Linked DNA regions of Homo sapiens: region 2 is linked to region 1. Evidence: read pairs that join two places in POLR2A ChIA-PET (ENCODE). Cell type or tissue: GM12878. All regions are shown on one strand. Links, peaks and the distances in the headings refer to the core of each region. The heading gives the core; the rest is flanking DNA.

Region 1 (2,919 bases), core at 204-2,703:
TTTGGAGAATGATGAAGCCAAATAAAGACAAAATCCTAAGTAGGATTCCAACACTCTAGCTAGGGGGCAGTATCCCTGGTTGCTCCTTTTGCCTCACATTCCTGCATAGCTCTGCAGGGCACTGCAAGTGTCTGGTCCATATTTAAAATCTTGACATTTTCTTCATCTTGGAATTTTGTGTTAATTTTGATTATTTAAAATATTGCAGTAAGATATTCTTTATCTTGTTTACTGAGTTTTTGACCCCCTCCTTGTAGGTTGCACCCAAAGCAAGTGCCTCACTCACTTCGCCCTGCACCTGAAGCCCTCCCTTTAAAGAATGTTTGTTGACCCCTGGCTAGAACATAAAGGAGGCCAACCGAGTTGTCCTTCTAGTGAGAAATAAAATCAGTAGTCACTGAAACTAAGCTCAAAGGAAAGGCAAAGAAAAATGGAAGCATAGTATGTCTTTTAACATCAGCACGATATTGTGGTTAAGACATTGCCAGTTGAGTCAAATAGAAGGGCAAAAGAGTCTCTCCCACTAGGTTCTGTAGCCATCGGCTTGGTTTTCACCTGGGAAAAAAACAGGCCTAGTGGAATGCATGAGCGAGTAATCAAGGTAGCATGAATATTCTGCAGCACATCAAGTGTGATACTCTCAGGCACAATCACAGTTAGCTATGGCCTCCTCAACCAAGCCCAATGCACTAACCCTCCCAGAAGGCCTCACACATCCCACTGGATTTCCATGAACCACTAAGCCTCTAGAGGCAGGGACATATTTGCCATATTATTGGTACTAAATTATTATGAAAGAAAGAGAGGAAGGGAAGAAGGGAGGAAGGGAAGAAGGAAGGAAGGAAGGAAGGAAAGAAAGGAAGGAAGGAAGGAAGGAAGGAAGGAAGGAAGGAAGGAGGGAGGGAGGGAGGGAGGGAAGAAAAGAAAAATTAAAGACAACAGGCTCTGCAGACAGAAGCCCTGGGCACTAATCCCACCTTGTGTGACCTTCAGGAACTCTCTGAAGTTCAGTTTCCTCATCTGTAAGATGGAGAGGAGAACAATAACTATTTCACAGGGTTTAGGAGAGGATCAAATGATAAACTGCTCCTGAAAGTGTTTCATAAAATGTAAGAATGTAGTTTAACAAAAGACTGTATTGGTTTAAGTGCTACTGAGAAAAATGCTGTATGGTCTGGAGGGTATTTTTGGAGGAAGTGAAAGTCTTTGGAGCCAAAATAAAAACAGTGAGGGAAGGTCATGAATGATTAAGGGAGGTGATTGTCTGTTACTGTCTATGGAAAACAGAAATCAAAACATAATTCCCCAAAAACAGAGAAATGAAGCTTTCAAGTATTGAAAAAAAAAAAAAACCATGGCAAGAGACCATGGTCCTCGTTCCTGCATAATGTGAATATGTTTCAGATTATAGGTCTAGTTTACTCAGGGCACAGTCAGAATCCCCCAAAAGCCATCATTTTCTCTGTTGAATGCTTTTCCAAATATGTAGTATTCAAAATAAATGGTCAGATGCCACACACACCACACACAAAAAAGGAGAGTGCTCGTGTTTTTAATAGCTTGTGAAATGCAGCCATGGGCCTGCTGGTTGGGGTTGAAAGGAAGTAGCCCATAAACAACTCCATCAAGCGTGACAGAGCATGTTTGAGCTCAGCTTCACACAAAGAAAATTATTCCACAGTTCCAAGTGCCTGGGACCCTCAAGCAAGATCACATCCTACTGGTAGAGACATAAGGTGCTTCAAGGAAGCTGCAATGATACCTTGTAGCCCCAGCCTGAGGACTGAGGTGTGAGATTTAAGATTTATAAGAAACGTGGGATCTATGGATTGCTTACTTACAAAACTGATAAAAAGCTTTACTGACAGTTTTATAATGTTAGAGTTTGAATGGAAGCTTACTGTGTAGGGAAACAATTTCAATTTAATTTGTTTTTGACCAATTAAATGTTCATAGGAAAAGATATGTCTCTTTGGGAGGGTAGGGGGAGTCATTCACTTAGATTCCTTCTCCTTGTACACAGAATTACCTCTCAAAGTTGTTACAGAATCTATTCAAATGAGTCGTTAGATCCCCTAATGAGATCTAATTCAATATATATTCAAGTAGACAGAATGAAAAGCCAAGATCTGTGTTTCATTCTTAATCCTTTCAGTTACTGCTGTCTGAGTATGTCTAAGTCCTTCAACATCTCTTCATCTCAGCCACCACCTCGGATAAGTGGGAGCCATGGTTCTCAGCCTCTGGAATGAGTCAACCTGGCTTAATACCAGGTGATGGCTCCTCTCTACCCTCAAAGGTGCATGAGAGCCATCTTGTCCCTACTATATGCCCCCACACTCTGGTCCAATGAGACCCAAGCTAGGGAAATCAGTTTCTACACATTTTCTATCAGATCTACGAGAGTCATTTTCTGCCACCTGGATAGGTAAACGGGCAAGACTGTTCCTCAGGAAAGAACAGACCATTTGACTACAATTGCCCAGGAGAGGTAGAGAAAAGACACCAAGAGGACAGAGATTTGGAGGCTCTCAGTGTCCCAGTTGTAGGATCCTTTTCTGAAGCTCAGCTGCCTCCCAGGTTCTTAGAACTCATGATGTGCTGCCAACATGAAATCAATAAAAGCCCCTAACTTGAATATAAGCTTGCTTAGGTCAGGTTAGATTTTCATAATTGCAGCCTGAAGAGCCCCAACTAACATAGTTCTGTAATATAAACCCTAAAACTAAATTAGGTAGTATTTGTGATGTCTAGCCCTATGTTCCTTACCACCACCACCTCTCTTTCTCTGTTTGTTGAATAAATCAGATTTATAGATGAGAAGACTGGAGAAAACCATAGGGAACATCTGATCACATTCCACTTATAGATGCAGAACCAGAGAGGTTAAGTGACTTGCTCAAAACCAGCTTGTTTACA
Region 2 (2,919 bases), core at 139-2,638, 78 kb before region 1:
GAGAGAGAGAGAGGAAACTTACCTGCAGAGAATAACATGTTAACCCCTTCCCTGGCTGCAGTTCTGTGACATAGTACACAAAAGATATTGCAATTGTTTTTCTTTCTGACATCATATCTACCAGGCCTTACAGGAATTTTTTGCATGTTTAGAATCCATGTGTGTGTGTGTGTGTGTGTGTGTGTGCATGTGTGTGTTATCAGAGACTGTTGTGCCCCTACTAGGAGGTTTTAAACATTGTCAGAACCTATACGTGTTCTCCCAGAACATCAGATATCAAAGAGCAAGGGGGGCCCGTGCATTTCGAAGATACGTGCCCAGGTCTCCCCTAGTAGTTCTCAGGGAGAGAAGTAGGTAAGGCTGAGCTTCTCCACTTTTTTATTGTCTTCCAGAAAAGAACAGAATGTTATTCTGAGGAGAATGGAATTTCTGAAGATCATTTAATCATCTCTCAGGGTCTAGGCTGCTTTGTACACATAAGAGTAATTTAGGGAACTGTTAATAATGCAGATTTCACCTACTCAACATCAGCCTTGGCAAAGAACTTATGGCTAAGTCCCCAAAAGCAATTGTAAGAAAAACAAAAAAACAACAGTGGGACCTAATTATACTAAAGGGCTCTGCACAACAAAAGAAAATAGCAACAAAGTAAACAGACAACCTGCACAATGAGAGAAAATATTTGCAGACTATGCATCCAATAAAGGACTACTATCCAGAATGTGTAAGGAACTTCAATCAGCAAGCAAAAAACAAATGACCTCATTAAAAGACAGGCAAGGCTGGGAGCGGTAGCTCACACCTGTAATCCCAACATTTTGGGAGGCCAAGGTGGGCAGATCACTTGAGGTCAGGAGTTCGAGACCAGCCTGGTCAACATCCAGTGAAACTCCATCTCTACTAAAAATACAAAAAGTAGCCAGGCATGGTTGTGCACACCTGTAATCCCAGCTACATGGGAGGCGGAGCAATAGAATCGCTTGAACCTGGGAGGCAGAGGTTGCAGTTAGCTGAGATCACACCTCTGCACTCCAGCCTGAGCTACAGAGCAAGACTCCGTCTCAGAAAAAAAAAAAAAAAAAAAAAAAAAAGATGGGCAAAGGACATGAACAGCTGCTTCTCAAAAGAAGATATACAAGTGGCCAAGAAACATATTTTTAAAAATGCTCATTGTCACTAGTCATAACAGAAATGCAAATCAAAACCACAATGAGATTCTATCTCACCCCAGTCAGCATGGCTATTATTAAAAAGTCAAAAAATAGCAGAGGCTGGGGAGGTTGCAAAGAAAAGGGAACACTTAAACACTGCTGGTGGGAATGTAAGTTAGGCCAGCTACTGTGGAAGGTAGTTTGTAGTTTTCTCAAAGAGCTTAAAACAGAACTACCATTTGACCCATCAATCCCATTACTGGGTATAAACCCAAAAGAAAATAAACTTTTCTACCAAAAGGACACACACACTCATATGTTCATCACAGCACTATTCACAATAGTGAAGTCATGGAATCCATCTAGGTGCCCATCAAAGATGGATTAGATAAAGGAAATATAGTACATATACACCATGGAATACTACACAACCATAAACAAGAATGAAATCAGGTCCTTTGCAGCAACATGAATGCAGCTGGAGATTATGATCCTAAGCAAATGAATACAGGAACAGAAAACCAAATACCACATGTTTTCACTTATAAGTGGGAACTAAGCATTGAGGACACATGAACATAAAGATGGGAACAATAGAAAGTCGAGACTACTAGAAGCGGGAGGGAGGAAGGGGAATGTGGGCTGGAAAACTTCCTATTAGGTACAATGCTCACTACTTGAGTGATGGAATCATTCATACCCCAAACCTCAGCATCATGCAATATACCCGTGTAACAAGCCTGCACATGTACCCCCTGAGTCAAAAATAAAAGTTGAAAAAAACATTTTTATTTATTTATTTATTTGCTTTTTTTTTTTTTTGAGACAGAGTCTTGCTTTGTTGCCCAGGCTAGAGTGCAGAGGCTCAATCTCGGCTCACTGCAAGCTCCGCCTCCTGGGTTCACGCCATTCTCCTGCCTCAGCCTCCCGAGTAGCTGTGACTACAGGCACCCGCCACCATGCCCAGCTAATTTTTTGTATTTTTAGTAGAGACGGGGTTTCACCATGTTGGCCAGGATGGTCTCAATCTCCTGACCTCGTGATCCACCTGCCTCGACCTCCCAAAGTGCTGGGATTACAGGCGTGAGCCACCACGCTCGGCCAAAAGTTGAAATTTTTAATGCAGGTTTTACAGACACTCCCCAGAGATTGTGACTCAATAGAATGGGGTCCAGGAATCCAAAAAAGTTTTTGCCAGATGTCCCCAGGAGACTCTGATGTAGGTGGCCCATGGGCTACACTTTGAGAAGCACTCACTAAGCTTATATGGACAGAATCTTTTTATAGATTCTGCCTTCAGAACTCTCCCTTTGCAGCATCCTGCTGAGGGGGTGTCCCCTTCCCAAAGATGGCCACCAGGCAACACGGCCGCAGTGGCTGCCCGGTGCAGCGAGGCCATGGGACGCATTCCTCCAGCTGCTCTGGATCCCCTAGAGTGAGGCTTTCATCAGTTGGATTCCTGTCCTGGAGCTCAGCCAGTTCCAGGATAAGGGCCTGGGACACTGGGCTCTCGAATAGATTTTGATGCTGGGTTTGTTTGCTGATCTGTTGTTCTTGTTTATTTTTAAGACTTGAGGGTGTGTTTGAATCCTGAAAGGGACGTAATAAAGGGGAGAAGCTAAGATGAAGGAGGAGAGGGCCTTCCTACCTGAAGGAGGCCCCAAGAAGGCAGCAGAGAGGGATCTGAGCACAGTTCCTCCAGTGTGGTTAGGAGCAAGAAGTGGCGGATGAGCGTAGGGGCAAGTGAGAGCCTGGGCTCAGCAACAGG

Evidence for each region. Peaks named below come from ENCODE experiments on the same cell type or tissue, not always from the same donor. Only the 100,000 strongest peaks of a DNase experiment are listed, where the experiment ranks them.
Region 2: POLR2A ChIA-PET joins it to region 1 with 12 read pairs; 4 of 35 experiments call an interaction of 5 or more read pairs at or near these places.

What each region holds. Positions count from the first base shown.
Region 1 is chr7:33,670,363-33,673,281 of GRCh38, reverse strand. No RefSeq gene overlaps it. Among named protein-coding and RNA genes, the nearest start is that of FLJ20712, 54 kb to the left of the region's middle. In GM12878, for the core only: no CTCF peak of the experiment used is centred there; DNase peaks (open chromatin) are centred at 1,147 and 1,611.
Region 2 is chr7:33,748,663-33,751,581 of GRCh38, reverse strand. No RefSeq gene overlaps it. Among named protein-coding and RNA genes, the nearest start is that of FLJ20712, 24 kb to the right of the region's middle. RefSeq lists an enhancer at 1-622. In GM12878, for the core only: no CTCF peak of the experiment used is centred there; a DNase peak (open chromatin) is centred at 1,211.